Regions from separate parts of the Homo sapiens genome. Here region 2 is linked to region 1. A link is a loop called in an ENCODE intact Hi-C map of the cell type or tissue named here. Cell type or tissue: mammary epithelial cell. All regions are shown on one strand. Links, peaks and the distances in the headings refer to the core of each region. The heading gives the core; the rest is flanking DNA.

Region 1 (8,394 bases), core at 1,495-6,494:
GGCAGTATTTTAAAAAATGAAATAGAAGAAAGAGAAAGTATCCAAGTGGGTTGTATATTGCACAGGTATTACTTTAAGAAGCTTTTGTCCCAGCCATAAACACATGTGCTTGTCTACTGGGTCACAAAAGAAGATATTTTTCTTAACGTAGGTCACTATCAAAAAAAGAAGTTTCAAACACACTGGTCTATTGAATTCAGAAAAAAAGCTAGTGTCTTTATTCTTTTATAAGCTGGACTTATTCAAGTCTTAGCTTGATTTCAGGATGAGGAGATGCTACCCAGATTTGATGCAGGTTGTACCTGCTTCAATTTAAGTATTCCCTAAAAGGTTTCTAAAAGCTACATTGCATGGAGAAGGGGTGAATGTAGAACCAGCACTACCCAGCAGCTATTCACTACAAGAACCCTGAACTGATGGCTCCTCTAAGAGGGTTGAGGGATTTTCAGAGCAATAGCTAAGAATAGGACTTCTTCTATAGCACATATGGGGGATGTACCACGTGCTGGGCGCTTGCTTTACATGTTTATCTATTTACTAAACACTTATATAGCACTCACAATGTGCCAAGCCCTGTTCTCAGTGCTTTACATGCATTCATTCATGTATCCAATGAGGCAGGTACTATTGGTAGTACCATTACAAAGAGGAAGAAATTAAAACATTGAGTAGCTGGAAAAACAAAGAGAATGTTCTCAACAATATGTTCTGCTGCTTTGGTGTTTCTCCATAGTTCCCATCACAGTATGGGTGATTTATTATCAATTCTAGTTCAATGTCCATCCCCAGGTCAAGGCTCTGTGTGTGTGTGTGTGTGTGTGTGTGTGTGTGTGTGTAAGAGAAAGAGAGAGAGACAGAGACAGAGGGAGAAAGTATGTGTCCAACACATGCATTCATGGGTGGGAGTGGTAGGAAAAACTACCTGTAAGAATCCTGCCAACACAATCGTAGAAGGAAGCCAATTTGTAGCAGAATGCCAAAAAGCAGTGGCTTCCTACACTTACCCTGGTACTTGTACCCCTTTTGTATATTCCAGTTATAATAATAACAATAAAACAGTGGGCCATAATCCCTCATTTGCATACACGAGTATCAGGGTAAGATTGGAAAGAAATCCTCTGCCATGGGGCAAACGTTTGAAATAATTGGGCTGGAGAGTAGAAAGGAAAGTGAAAAGGTGATTTGGAGAGAGAGGGCTCATATATTTACTGGATTTCTTTCTTTCTCTTTTTTTTCTTAAGACAGTTTCACTCTGTCACCCAGGCTAGAGTGTAGTGGTGCTATCTCGGCTCACGGCAACCTCCGCCTCCCAGGTTCTAGCAATTCTCCTGCCTCAGCCTACTCAGTAGCTGGTACTATAGGCATGTGCCACCACACCTGGCTAATTTTTGTATTTTTAGTAGAGATGGAGTTTCACCATGCTGGCCAGGCTGGTCTCGAACTCCTGACCTCAAGCGATCCACCTGCCTTGGCCTCCCAAAGTGCTGGAATTACAGGCACAAGCCACCGTGCCTGGCCTGCTTACTAGATTTTTATGAGGCCATGTCACAAGGAAGGGAGGAAGAACAAAGCCTTATGATTTGGGCACAAAGGGCTCCCAAGGTTTGTGAAGACATTTAAGCATGTTCCACAATCAGAAAACAAAGAAGACAGAAGATAAAAGCACCCTAGGCTAAGAGGAGGAAGAAATTTGGGAAAAAGAATGACAATTAGAATGATCGGTGTTTATAAGAGGGATATTATCTATTTATTTTTTCATGTGAAAGTGTTACATCGTGTCTTTCAGAAAAGGCACCAGTGTACCTAGGCATCATTTGCAAATACATTTCAAGAGAAGAAGAAAAACCTCAGGTGCAAAAGGACTGAAATTTTTCCTTGGGTTGGAGTAGATTATAGTGATATTTTGATCCTATGGGGAAACAAAAGAGAATACCCAGAGCCCCCAAATTCCAATAAATAAGTTAGTAAAAGTTGGTCATTGTTTCCATATGTTCTTTCCTGCCTATCATGGAATTTTAAAATATGACAGGTTAGACCTCAACCCTATGTATGAGAAGGGCTGTGAGGAGCTGAGTCTCTGTGATAACTTATCACTCCTGCATAGTATGATCAACTGGCTGTATTTCAAGAAAGCTTTCTAAGTAACCCTGGCTGGCAGTGATTTGTTCTTTTTCTGACTCCTTTTATATTAATTTGTTTCACTTGTGATTTTTTTACACACTATTTAAGTTTATTTGTTATCATTTTTTATCATCGTTATTAGGGGGAAAGCTCCTTGAAGGCAGGGACTATATTATTTGCTTTGCAGTATCTGCAGCAGAGAATTAGGTCCTATACATATCAAACCTTCAATAAATGTTTATGGATCAGCTAAAATAAAAAAACTTCACAAAGTTTCAGACAAGAAGACTTTGTGTAACCCTGGAGCTACCACTTCCATTGCTTTCTGGGATTTTATATTACTTTTAAAGCTTTCTGAGAATTTATTTGAATTTTATCTCAGTCTTTGGGGGTATTGGTAGGAAACCACCTCCCTACAACTCCAATCAAGAGCTACCATGGATAATTTAAACACATATGGAAAATGGTTGTCACAAACACATAATTCACTCTAACATGGAACCATCCTTTATACTCAAAATACAGGTGGAGGTGATGGGCCTCTCAAAGGCAGTCTGCCTGTTTCTTTGCAAGTGCCATGCACAACTTTCCTGGCATTCAGGCCAACCTCTCAGAGGTGTGATTACCGGAGGCTACCAGGTCCACAGGTTGCCATACTCCTAGGCATGGTAGGAAACAAAGGTTGTCTACTCAGCTCCTATGCTTAGATAGTGAATAAAGACATAGATCTTATTCTATGGTGGTTTCCTACCAATATCCCCAAAGACTGAGATAAAATTCAAATAAATTCTCAGAAAGCTTTAAAAGTAATATAAAATCCCAGAAAGCAATGGTAGTGGTAGGTCCATGGGTACATGAAGTCTTCTTGTCTGAAACTTTTGAAGTTTTTTATTTTAGCTGAACAATAAACATTTATTGAAGGTTTACTATGTATAGGACCTAATTCTCTGCTGCAGATCCTGCAAAGCAAATAATATAGTCCCTGCCTTCAAGGAGTTTCTCCCTAACAAGGATGATAAAAAATGATAACAAATAAACTTAAATAGTGAGTAAAAAGAATCATAAGTGAAACAACCAAATATAAAAGGAGTCAGAAAAAAATAAGAGGTCTTGAGAGGTGTGAAAAAGAATAATGGTCCTAAGAGGTGTGACATTTCCACACAAGTCAGCCATCTGTATTTAAGATAGTGCTGGCTGAAGGTGAACATCAGTATAGACTGTGCAAACTACTTTGTTACTTACAGGTAACAAGGTAAATTAGGAGATAGTGCAGAGAAATGTCATCTGTTCCCCATTTAGTACTTCTTCATACATAATGTTCTAGTATGAAATGTCAGCTTTATCTTCTACAGGTTTTGTGTGTGTGGATAATTTATGAAGTTATCCAGTTTATAAAGAAGGAGTAGGTTCTGGAGCCCCACCCTGGTTTTGTTGCTAAAATCACCAGAATAATGACATTAATAGGGTGGCAGAGAGGAAAGGAAGAGGGTGAAGGGAGAGAGAAGAGCTCAAAACTGCATGTACAGTTAGGATCCTAGAAACTCTCTTCTACACACACAATCTTCATGTGGCTTGTAAGGATCTTTAAGAATATCCTACATCCATTCCTTCTCAGGCAGCATGGATCGGCTTCTAGTTCTGCCAGTTTTCTTCCTTTGGATTTTGTTGAGAACAACCTGAGACCTAGTGTGCCAGATGCCAGACCTGTGCTTTTCTCACCAAGTGCAGGGGTTAACAAAGCTCTCTGTGACTTCATGAACCTTAAAGCTATCCTTCTGCCCCTTCTAGCTCCAAGTTTTTTACTGTGTAGCTCACTTGCCTATTAATCTTTTGCATAGTTCTTGATACAAGGTTAGTTCACTTGTTCTTTTATTTATTCAACAATTGTTTTTATTGAGCATCTATTTTGTAAGCATCATTGTATTAGGTGCTGGTGACTCAAAAGTAAACAAAATGCATTTGCTACTCTCAAGATGCCCCAGGAAGACAAAGACATAAGTAAATAATTTTAGCATTATCTCAGTAGGTTACTATGGGAATGCATAGAAGAGGCATTTAACCTTTCGTCTGGGGAGGAGGTAGTCAGGGAAGGATTCCAGGGGAAGTGATGCTTGGGCAGTGGAAGATGATTAAGATTAAGCTTGGGGATTGGTAAGAAGAAGCAAAAGGAAGAGGAGGCAGGAGGGAATACCCAAAAGCTTCTGCAAAAGCTTAGAATGGAAGAAAAGCACAGGTAATCTGGGGAATTGCAAGTAGTTGAATATGGCGGGAGTGACACGTGTAAGATAGAGTACTAGACATAAACTAGTAATGAAGAGCATTTGAAGTCATATCAAGGAGTCTGGACTTTATCCTGAGGGCCACAGGGAACCATTAAAGGGTTTTAAGTGGGGGGACTGATTAATCTGATTTGCATTTTATAAGAATCTCTCCAGTTGTAGTGTGGGGAGCAGATTGGAACCAGACAAGAGACTGGCTAGATGGCCATCACAGTAATCCAGAGGAGAATGTTGAGGGCCTGGCCCAAGGGGGTAGTGAGGGATGGCAAAAAATGGTGAGATACGTCAGGCTCTCTGGTGCTGACTGGATGTGCAATGCAAGGCAGAGCCACAAAGGATGACCCCTGGGTTCTGATGAGGGCTTCCTGCCAGCTCCCTTGTATGCTGAGAGACGGAGACCTGTAACTATCAGATAAAATTCTATCTTTCCTTTTCCTCTCATTACTGTATTAATTTTAAATTTTTTGTTTAAATGAAAACAAACCAGTTCTTCAGACTGGTTAAACCCTTGGCTGTGGTATTCTTTCTAACTTTGGAAACTAATAATTGCACAAAAAGATGAGAGAGACCAGGAAAAAAGTTTGAAAAGAATACTATTAATTTTTCTGAGGTGGGGAGGAAACCTATGCCATATGCAGAAAGTTTCCAATTAGGTTAATGTACCTTAAACTGTATTAGTAATTAAGTGCTTTGGGTATTAAAATACCTAATCTAGCTTCAGGCTGTTTTTAATAAATCCTTTGACATTTTCCTAACTGAGGGGTAGAGATAGAGCAGAGGAGGCCTCGCCTGGGATTATAGAGCTGTTGGCTCTATTCCCTAGCTTTTAGCAGCTTACTGCGTGACCTTGGTAGAGTTGCTTTAGGTCCCTAGCCTTTAGTTGCCCTATCTGTGAAATGGCAAAAATAAGAAGATGGCAACATGACTGGTGATAAAAATAAGTCCTCCTACGCAGTGCTTAGAACTCAGTAAAGGAGTTGGTTTTTAGTGTTTTCTTTTTTCTTTAAATTCTACTTAGAGACATTAGCCTGCAAGTTAACAGAATACCTACTATTTCTGGCACACGCACGCACACACACACACACACATTTATATTCACATGACTATATACATTGGCTTATTTATTTATTTATTGTAACATAGGCAATCCAGGACATTCATACAAGATGCATGGAGCTCTGGCAACTCCACCAAGTTATCAAGAACCCAAGATTCTTCTGTAGTTCCACTCTAATATCCTTAGCCTTTGCTTATTGCCAGATAGCAGCTGTACCTTCAAGCATCATATACACTGAGCAGGAAGAAAGTAAGAAGGGTTGGTGCCAGCCTCATGTATCCTGTTTGTCAAAAAGAAAGCCACTTTCCCAGAAGCAGTACCATGTCTGCATGAGTCCCTCATGGACAGAACTGCACCCCACTGGTCGAGCCAAAGAAGGCTGGCAACGGGAGTAGAAAAACATTGTGGAACTTTTCCTGTCTCCACGGTGAAAGGGGCAAGAAAGAAAGGGGCTGGGGAGGGTGCCAAGTGAGAAAATCAACAGCAGCTGTCACACCTGCTAAACAGAGCACCATCCAGAAGTGGGAGAGTGAATCACTTTTCTAGAAGCAAAGTATTGAAGGTTACACTGGAACTGAAATTTTGGGAGGACAGCCTTCACTTGGGAGTTTGCTTGAATTTTGGTGGAATCTTTGGGTAATTATTCTGATTCAAATTTGTGAAAATTTGGACCATGCCCAAAGATGAATTAGAAGGAAATTTGATTACTTTATCTAGAAGGTGGACCTGACTTTGATTAAAAAGCCCATGTTTGGCCAAGCACGGTGGCTCACACCTATAATCCCAGCACTTTGGGAGGCCAAGAGGGGCAGATCAGGAGGTCGGGAGATCAAGACCAGCCTGGCTAGCATGGTTAAACCTCGTCTCTACTAAAAATACAAAAATTAGCCAGGCGTGGTGGCACTCACCTGTAGTCCCAGCTACTTGGGAGTCTGAGGCAGGAGAATCGCTTGAACCCGGGAGGCAGAGGATACAGTGAGCCGAGATGGCACCACTGCACTCCAGCCTGAGCCACAGAGCGAGACTCTGTCTCAAAAAAAGAAAAAAGCCCATGCTTGAAGGGGCAAGAGAGAGAGATATATCTACAAAAATGGAAGAAGAGCCAGTTCTTAAAGAAGTCTAGTTTATCTGTGTCCCTTCAGACTTAGTTATTGTGGGGTGTAAAGCAAAGATGCTAAGCCAGGAAAGAAAAATCGAATGACATATTTGTATGGTACCCTTGAAATAATTACTGACCCAGCATTTTGGGAAACAGGAATACAAGGTCAATACAACGGAATGTGTTCCCAATTCCCATATTGGGTGGTCCCTCAAAGGTATCTTGCTCTTCTACAGCTTCCCTGGAGAGATCTTTCCACTGCTTAAGACAAAACAGTAGGGAGTGTGCCTGTGTGTTTTCTCCATCAAATTTGAATAAGGTCTCAATTTTCCTTTTCAGATTATCATTTAACAAGGTTTATTGTTCATGCTTATGTGCCTCAGGCAGCCTATTAGGATGCTAGGGAAAACTGCCCATTTATTATTTTTGTTTAAGCCTGAAAACAAAACATGTAAAACTGTAGTTTCTATTCTTGGAGAGGAGGAATGGCTCCCAGGTCTGACCACCCACCCGCCTCATCCCTTAGACTCTGATCCCCACACTGGGCTGCACTGGGAAGGCTCTCAAACTCCAGGCTACCTTTCCTTTGAGCCTGGACCATTATGTAAGCCTCTGTAGTCACTAGGACTCAAAGAAAAAAATCTGTTTTAAAAACTCGGCTTCCTTAGTAAGATTGTCACTTCCCCTTGTCTCAGATGAATTGTTTTCCCAGAGAGGGGAGTGTGTGTGTTTTCAAATGTTCCAATCTGACTCAGGATGCCAGCTAGATTCAGCAGAGAAGGGGTGGAGCATGTAACTCTCACACAGGAGAGTAAGGCAGGGGCACTCCGGCAGAGCTCATTGAGGAGAAGCAGACTTCTTAGCTGGTGTAAGCGAACTGGCAACTCAATTTCAAGGACACAGGAGAATCACCAGGGAGGCTCCAACTACAGAGCGAAGCCTTGTCTGTGTATTTTTGCATGCATCTGTGCCACTACTAATCTGTCTGCTTCCATTGCAATAGCCCAGTTCTTCTATTAGATTGAGTGCAACCAGGAGAAGAGAAGCAAACTCACACACTATTAGGACATATTTGTGAACAATAGAGTAAGTAAAATTAAGGTTAATAAGCTCTGAATATATTTCCACATCACACTGCTAGCACTTGCTCTAGTGACTCAAACCTATATATCTCATACTCTGAAAATCCATCAGAGAGACACCAGGATGCCCCCTCACAAAGTTCACATATCAACTATCCAAGAGATTCATCAACTCATGGCAACACTTTAGAAGCCCATAGCATCATGGTTGTCAAAATCTGTTTAAGGTGAATAGTTCTGGGTTTTATCCTTCAGTTCCTCCTAGAGATGAAGCCCCAGAAGCAAGGGTAGAGCAGAAAATCTAAAGAGATTCTAATTGCGGATAAAAAATAGCATCGAATACTCGTCACCCTGCCCCTGGTGACTTCTCAGATCAGAGTTGAGGAGGGAGGATGAACTGTGTGCATGATTCAGAGTGGTTGGGAGAGAGTGAGGGTTTCTTTTTCTTCTTCTTCTTCTTTTTTTTTTTTTTTTTTTTTTTTTTTTTTGAGACGGAGTTTCGCTCTTATTGCCCAGGCTGGTGTGCAATGGCGCAATCTCAGCATCTCAGCTCACTGCAACCTCCGTCTCCCAGGTTCAACCACTTCTTCTGCCTTAGCCTCCCAAGTAGCTGGGATTACAGGTGTCTGCCACCACGCCCAGCTAACTTTCTGTATTTTTAGTAGAGACGGGGTTTCACCAGGTTGGCCAGGCTGGTCTCAAACTCCTGACCTCAGGTGATCCTCCCGTCTCAGCCTCTCAAAGTGCTGGGATTAC
Region 2 (8,394 bases), core at 1,699-6,698, 160 kb before region 1:
AGACTTGTCTTCAACCTCAACAAACCTGCTATGCCCTGCTTTTCTTACCATCTTCACTTTGTATTACATAGGTCTTCTGTGTAAGAAGGAAACGTTTATCTAGATGGTTCCAAACCAGGTTTGAAGGGGAAGAAGCAGGATCTTACTTATTTGAATAAATGTTGTCATCATGCAAGATCTTTTATGAAGACTATTCTCTTGGTACAGCTCTTAGTGATTTACTCCTTTCCCAAAGCCTTCTTTTGCTTTTAAAGCATCTATTGGGTTGACCTGTTTTGACTGCAATACTTTTAATAAGTGATCTATGAATGACTTAACTGCGTGGGTACTGCTTAAATTCATTAGAAAATCTGGAATTGAACTTCTGTCAATTTTTCTCTTCAAACTCTTGCTAAATGCGGCTAGCATCCTGATGTGAGAAAATGATGTGCACTTTTAAAATTGAAGTTCCCTGCAACAAATCTCTGTTGAACCAGGAATTCTACAAGCAATTGGAAGTGACACCTATTAAGCTTCTACTTACTTCATGTCAGACACTTTTACGTACCTCATCGTCTTATCTTCACCGAAACTCTTAGGGAGGTGTGTTCCCTACTTCATGGACAAGTAAACTATGGCTTAGAGTTGGGACTCAGACACAAGTCTATGCTATTTACGCTACACAATATGGGCGCCTAGTAAGGGGTGAATCTATTATCCAGAGTCTCTCTGGCTCTACAGCTTCTCCTCTTAACCCCTGCACTCTAATGGCTGCTTATTTAAGCTTCCTTGGTGGAGTCCCATCACCCACACCATGAGGTCCCTCCTTAATTTGGCTTCTGCCTGCCTCTCAAGCCTCATTGTGCACCATTTATCCAATTTAGAACCATGCCCCCAACTATGTGTCGTTTTCTCAACAGGAAGTGCTGCTTCATAGCTTTACAACATTTCTCTGTATCTACCCAGATCATTCCTATTCTTCAAGAGTCAGCTCATGTACTCATTCTGCCATGTTTACCCTGACCTCTACACCACCAGGCAGTTAGATAATTTCTTCATTGTGTTTCCATATTCACATATGTGCCTATACCACTTGCGAGCTATGACTCTTCCAGGTTTTCTTCCTACGGATAGCATCTCCAGGACCCAGCACAATGCCTGATGCATAGTAGGATCTCAGTAAGACTTTGTTGGCTGAATATATGATTCTGTAGCATAAAGATCGAAGTACTGACTCCAGCAACCTTTAAAGTTCAAAAGAGGGTTACTTCATACTGTTGTTCATTTACTTACATTTCTCATTCTTCCCAATCCTGTTTTCCTATTTTGTCAGTTCTGGCTTTGTCATAAGCCTGTAACCCCAGTTAATGCTGTTCTCATTATTTTTGTTTCTGTAGCTTAACTATACTTTCTGACATGCTTCCATCATACTTTGGGCTCCCTTTCCAGTTTCCCTGATATTGCCGTTTCAGTTCTTCATTCTTAGTTTCACTGTACATGTGAACTCCCAACACTGGTGTGGCAACAATTTTAAATGCCCTCCCTAACTCCTCAGTTTTAACAATGCCAGCAAAAACTAATCTAATAGAAAGGGGGAAAAAATGGCTCTTCATGCATATGATTTGCAGCAAGAGATATAAGAAAAGCCCTTCCCAGCTGGAAACAAATGTTCCCAGCTTTGGGCCCCTCACCTTGTGGCCCCAGGTGAACAGTGAACTCTTGGTGAGCAATCAGGCCTTGTAGTCTCGTAAGTATGGGAGAGCATCACTGCCCATCTCATCTCCTTCCTGGCAGATAAAACATTCTTTTGCTTCTAATTAAAAAGATTAATAAAGGAATAGAACACATCAGGCGCACATCAATCATTGCCCATGTGGTTCTTATTACTGTAATTAAAAGTTATCTTTCCCAAATTTCGGGATAAAAGTGCCATGATCTGCAATTGAAAACACATTGTAAGTTTTACATTTGCCAACTTCATTTGTTTTTCCTCTTTACAAGAAGAATGGCAAAGCAATACTCTTATGGCTGATATGTTTAGAGGTGTCCTTAATAGCAGTCTATCTGAAAAATGCACTTCTTTATTTCTTGAAACACCCTGAAAGAAGGTGCATTTCCCTTTTGTATTCAAAATGTATGATTGCTTATTTTTATAATTCCTATGCCTGTCTTTTCTTTTTGTTCAGCTGTCAGTGCCCTTGAAAATTCTGATATGAAAGGCATTTTTAATGACAAGTTAAAAATTTACTAAAGGCTCCACTATCATGCTTGGGCTAGAACAAGACAAACTTAATGCTTAAAGAATTTCTGTCTCCCAGAATGCATCAGCTTCCCCGAAATGGAACAAAGCACCAAGCCCCTTGATTCACCTGGAAATGTGTGTGATTCTGGGGACACTGAATCCTTTTATACAATCTGAAGGAGTGAAGTCAACCCTGGGTCAATTTCTGGGGGATTAGCAATGCAATTTCACTGCAATCAAATTTCATTAAGAACTGACAGGTCAACCAGGCACCATGGGCTTATGAGTTTATTAGGCTGCAGCCAGGGTGGGAATGGCTGGAGACATAGAAGGCGGTTCAGAAAGTTCATAGCTCTCTTTCTCTTTCTGGGTATGAGGTCTCCAGGCAAGAATGATTCTCCTAGGAGGCCAATTGATTCTTAAGGTTTCTGGCTTTTTCTACACCAGTTTATATCCCTCTCCCTTCTTTGAATCTACAGTTCTTACTGGTATTCCTTCTCTCTCTGGCTCTTTGTACTTCCTGGTTGCTGGAAGCCTTGCTGGTTGAAATGCATGAACATTGCCTTTCCCAAGGCTCTCGGCCTTCTGACTCAAGGCTCTATCTTCTCTCTGTTTCTCTTATCTGTGTCAAAGCAGGGGGCTTGTAACAGTCTTTGCACATCTTGCATCTGCACAGTTCAAAGCAGAAGTCTGCAGCCTCAGTGTTTTTTCTTATCTACTAGGCTTCCCTGTGCAAACAAGGGCCTCAGCAGCTTCATCTACATGGCTCCTGCACAGCCCAACTTAGCACACATTGAGATGGGGTGACCGCCTGTAAAATTCTAGTTTCTTCTATGAAAAAGTGCATACAACTCCAATTTGCACAAATCTGAATCTGCTACATAAAAACCTGACGTTTTACTATAGGATGGAGGGACGGGGATGGTAACAAAACAATTAACATGAATAAATGACTGAATGAATAAAAAAAAAAAACTCATGTTTTTAGCTTATTGACACAGAGCACCCCAGGGGCCTTTGCATAAGACCAAAGTCCTTGTCCTCAAGGACTTAATCACCTATTCCAATAAGCCATTCAAATTTGTGTAGAGCCACATTCCCAGATTGAAATACTTCCTTTCCTAAAATCATATTATTTCAATCATTCACGTGGCACTAAGTGCAGTGCTCTTTGTATCTTAGCGTTTTGTATTCATTCTTTCTCACCTAGGTTGTGTGTCTTTGGAGGCAGGGAGATCTGCCTTTTTTCTCTTTGGTTCCCAGCACCTTTCACAGTGTTCTCACATTGCAAATGCTCAAAGAATGTTCACAAGGATGATGACTTTTAGTGATTCCCACAGTGGGTAAAGTCAGAACATTACAGAGTTAGCCCAGCAGGTGGAAAGCATGCACATGGAAATGCCTGTAGTTATGGATAATTAATACCCTTCTGCCATGCCTGTCTGTGTCAGAGGCTGTCATCTTGGCCTCCCCTGGATTTCTCGCAAGCTGATCGTCTGTGCTCAGAGCCTCCCTTGCCTACACCAATGTACTGAGGCAATGGGGCAAAGTATGGAGTCAGAATTTCTTTCCCTGAGAAAGGATCTCAGTTTATCTAATCAGTGCTTAGAAAAGTGCAACGGAGGAAGCAGCCAGTTAGCTGCACTTGCGGGATGGAATCTTAAAAAACCAAATTAGCATATTCATAGGAGCAGGTAACCTCTGCAGCTTTATGAAGAGAATGGAGCCTGGCCTGGGTACTAGCCCCTCTGCCAAACCCACAGGACATGGACCTAACCTCAGATGGAAAGCCAAACAGAGAGATGGAGGTCAACATTTTTTCAGCTCAGAACTAGAGTTTCCTAGTTTGGGTCCAGGGCTATAGAGAAGGACTACATATTGAATCCAGAGGCAGAGACCAAATATGCAGAAAAAGATTTTTAAAAACGGAAGAGACTCTATAATGCCAATACTTTAAATGCTCAGAGTATATTCTCCAAAGCAGTCAGTTTTTGTTATCTTGTCACCTGCTGTTTTGTTATCTTGTCATACCCCTATAGTTCTTTACTGAGGAACTTGCCTATATTGCAAGTTAAATTTTCCAAGGGAGAGCCATACATTTCAAATATTCTAGGTCTGCAAATATTTTCAATGAAATCAAATGAAAACATATCATTTGAGACCACAGATATTTTCCACATTTTTCTTTGTTCCTCTTGGATACTTTTCTAACTTATGTTTGGTTTCATCACTTTTTAAGACAAGAAAACATATCAGTGGGACAGTTAGAGCACCAGCCCAACAGAACACTCAGAAACAAGCAACAGAAGCACATTGTTTAGGCTGCAGATCCTTTTTTTACTTTTCCATATGTTGGTCTACATGGAGCTAGTGATAAGGCAGAGTGTCTGTCACCCCGACAGCTAGTCTGGAGGCTCTTGTAGGAAAAAAAAAATACAGCACAACACATTGGTTGGAAATGGAAATGGACGTTTGGATGAAATGTTTTGTAGGTAAGAGGCTTGCTTTCCAACTAGTCTGCAAAATCCTTGAGACAGAGCCATGTACCTATCATCCATAATGCATGGCTTATTTTTAGTATACATTTACATACAAAGTTGATTTGAAGTCCTCGATGAACACTTCTTTCCAAAAAAAGTTTACTGGCTGTTGCAGAGATACAATCTCCATTTAAACGGCATCCTTCGTGCTTTGCCTTGGTGGCTGGCCATGCATTTTAAAGACAGTTTCTCCTACCCTGTTTGAATAAGGAGTCCCACCCCCAAAACCCAAGAGCAACTTAGCGATGCTTCATCCTGTGTCATGTTTGGCCAGGGCTACAGTTCCTTTTATCCCTTTCACTCTTTGATTATCAGGTAAGTGACACTTACACCTATGCATAACTTTCAATGTTGTATATTAAGGGCATTGTTTTCTCAGATACATATTGAAGACATGCTGTAATTCAAGATTAATAGAAGGTAACACAGATAGCAGAGGCCAAAGAGATGGGAACTTTAAATGGACCTGCAAGAAACTCCTCCTCCTCAAATGACAGCAATAAGTAAGGAAGATGAGTAATTATTGCTCTATTACCATAACCTGCCATGTTGTGGAAATGAGTTTAGTTCTAAAGTAATACTAGTAGGCTGTGGGATTCCACTCAATTTGTAGAAGTCCTGTAAAATCTAGATTTACATTCCTAATGGGTCCCAGGAACACACGAGAAATTCAACAGTAAGCCAAAACTGCTCTTGGAGAGGCCAGAGAATTCCCAGCCAGCCTGAATACACACTGACTATGTGATGGTGAGATCTTTGCCTAGAAATCTTCCCACACCTGCTCTGACCTTCTCAAGAGTGACTTTCCAGAGCTAAGACTGGCATAGACTGGCTTTGAAGGTTTGTGAGAAATAGGGAGCAGTGTTTCATATAGTCATACCTCATCTTTGCCATCTAAAACAGCTGCTGAACTATTGAGCCAAGGTTTAGAGAAATGGATGGGATGAGCTACCTAGAGTTTAGTACTTGAATAAATGTTACAAAATCTATATGGTGAATACCGCTAAGTCTTCAGATATTTGAGGTATCTTTTCTAAACTTTACAATAGCCCTGAATTTGGTTTTAAGTTAGAACAAGAAAGCCACATAGGAACAATATTTCTTTTAAATTACTCCATGCTATGAGATTACATGGGGAGCAGATGAAGGCAGAATAATAGAGTTCAAAATATTGTATTTCAAGAACAAGAAATAGTGTTTAGCAGGACTTCTGAACATTTTGAACATGTCTAAAAGCAAAAAACAAGAGCCTAACCTAAACATTAAACATTAGGAGAAGGTTATTTATTCAGATCTCTGTTTCATGTTACACAAATAAATAATAAACAAGGGTGCTGGGTTTTCAAATAGGATGCATTCTGCATTACGAATTTAGATGCAAATGTGGTGTGATGATCATCAGTGTTTATCATTTTACCATCATGATATAGGCTATAGCTTGTAGGCAAACTGCCTTAGAAAAATGGGCTTCTCCAGCTTCTCCTGCTCCCCAAGAGGAACCACAGAAGCAAACTAAGCTTTTTCTTCAGTTTTCTAGACAGACCATCAATAATAGAGTGTAGAACAGTGAAGGGCCCCCAAAGCAAACTCACTGTGGCCTGGGTAATGTGAACCCTCATCATTTTGATGATGCCGTTTTGAGAGAGATTTGTTATGCTGCCTATGTTTCATTTCCAACTGATCTGCTGTGACCCATTTGAACTGACCAGGGACAATAGCCAGCACCTGAAATACAAGCATCTCACTTCATTCACTGAAATAGGGCCCTCAAGAGCCAGAAATTCTACTGGTTTCATTGCTTACTGGCTTGTAGTGCAGGTTGGGTAATGTAGAAGTAGACTAATGCTAAGGAAACTGGTAGCTGGATTAGTTAACATTATTCTCCTCCTTCCTCTTCTCTTTTCTTCTGCAATTCCTTGAAAAAGCTTTTTTAATGGCTCAGACAAACCATAATTGAGCATGGTACTAAATGCTTCAACATGCATCACAGACTTAATCATTGCAGAGGCCCTGTGTGGTTAAGCATTTTATAAATAAAAAACAAACAAACAGTAGCATCGACAGGTTAAGTAATTTGCCTGAGGTTGCACAGCTCATGAATAAACCCCAAGCCCATATAAATCAAAAGGTGTTAACCACTATGCTGTAACTGATTTTTACGAGCCACACTGGCTTCAATTGCCAAATTTCTGAAGAACATATCCCTTCATTCCCACTCCAGCTTATCTATCTTCATAACACCTCCTGTACATCACTTTTATCTTCTTCTTATATGACTTTTTAAAAATTACATTTGGGTTGCTTTCAGAATTATTCCTGATGTTTTGTTTGGGCAATATCTCCCGCCACTTCTAGGGAAACTGACAGAAAAGTGTTCAGTCAGCAGAGGCCAGTTCTTTATCCCTAGGAGCTTGTCTATAATTTTGCATTATAATTTTGAATTATGTTCTCAAAGTGGCACCTTTAATTCTATTTTGGGCCTCCAAAGAGCCAGATGCACCTTGACTATGGAAAGCAACTGCTCAAAAAGTCATAGAGGGATAGACAATGGCAGGTGGAGAATACATCATGCTGCCTCTGAAATTGAGGGTCCACAAAAGGAACATAAAAGACAAAACAGGAATGAAGTGGAGGTCAAAAAGTACTAAACTCTCTTAAGTAGGAATGAGGAAGAGAAAAATAGTCATAACAAAAGAGATATAAAACAGAAAAAGTCCGTACTGAAGATCAAAAACTAATGAAAAGAACAAGGTAAGATTCCTTCAACAAATTTGCATTGAGCACCTACTGTCTTCTAGAACTGGAATATAGAAATAAACAAGAGAGGCAAACTCCTTGTCCTCCTGTGGAGTCTATAGTTTATTGGGAAAAATAGATATGGACCAATTGTCTGTAAAGCTTGAAGAGTGTTTAGGGTGTTTTTAAGCTCTGCGAAGCACTTTAGTTGCTGAAAACTGAAGGGCTAGCACAACTTGTCTAGGAAAAGATTAGTAGAATAAAGAAGTAAAACTAATGCATGAAAAATGTCAAAGAAAAGTCTTAACAATGTTCTTTATCTCCTTATGTTTTGACTAGCCTAGTTCAGTAGGAAGTTCATGTTTCCACCATATTTCATTGCTCTGTTTTTGGACCATTTTGTACAGAGTACTCTGAAGTCTGTTTAGGGATCATGCTCTATGACAACTTGGAAAAGAAGATGGTGTGTCTGTATATTTTTTTCTTTTGCCATTGAGATGTTTGACATATTTGGGTGCACAATAAGCAAACACAGATGTGATTGAAGCAAAATAACACAAGGAAGTAATGATGAAAAGCTGAAAATGAAAAGGCCATGCAGCGTATTTCACAAATGATTTGAACACCAGAGGTCAGACCATATCAATCCTATGGTTGTGCTCCCAAATGAATATCATATTACAGGAAATACACATTGGAGAAGAATTAAAAAGGTGCACAAGGTGGTAACCAAGATCTGAAAGTCTTGGTATGCAACAGGGTTAGTGACTGAGCTCCGTGGAAGGAAGAGCTGGTCGTACAGTGGTGTTCCTCATTCTGAGACTCAGAAGACCTGCAGTTCCATGGTTGGGAAAAAAGATAGATGCAAGACCAAAAATTCCAATGAACTACATCTGA

What was found. Hi-C counts contacts between places; a loop is a spot of excess contacts. Peaks named below come from ENCODE experiments on the same cell type or tissue, not always from the same donor. Only the 100,000 strongest peaks of a DNase experiment are listed, where the experiment ranks them.
Region 2: a loop joins it to region 1, with 11 times the contacts of the local background. A loop is called at or near these places in 9 of 110 quality-filtered maps.

Annotation. Positions count from the first base shown.
Region 1 is chr1:87,944,714-87,953,107 of GRCh38, forward strand. No RefSeq gene overlaps it. Among named protein-coding and RNA genes, the nearest start is that of LINC01773, 42 kb to the left of the region's middle. In mammary epithelial cell, for the core only: no CTCF peak of the experiment used is centred there; no DNase peak of the experiment used is centred there.
Region 2 is chr1:87,784,162-87,792,555 of GRCh38, forward strand. No RefSeq gene overlaps it. Among named protein-coding and RNA genes, the nearest start is that of LINC01773, 120 kb to the right of the region's middle. In mammary epithelial cell, for the core only: a CTCF peak has its summit at 3,594; no DNase peak of the experiment used is centred there; H3K27me3 peaks cover 145 bases.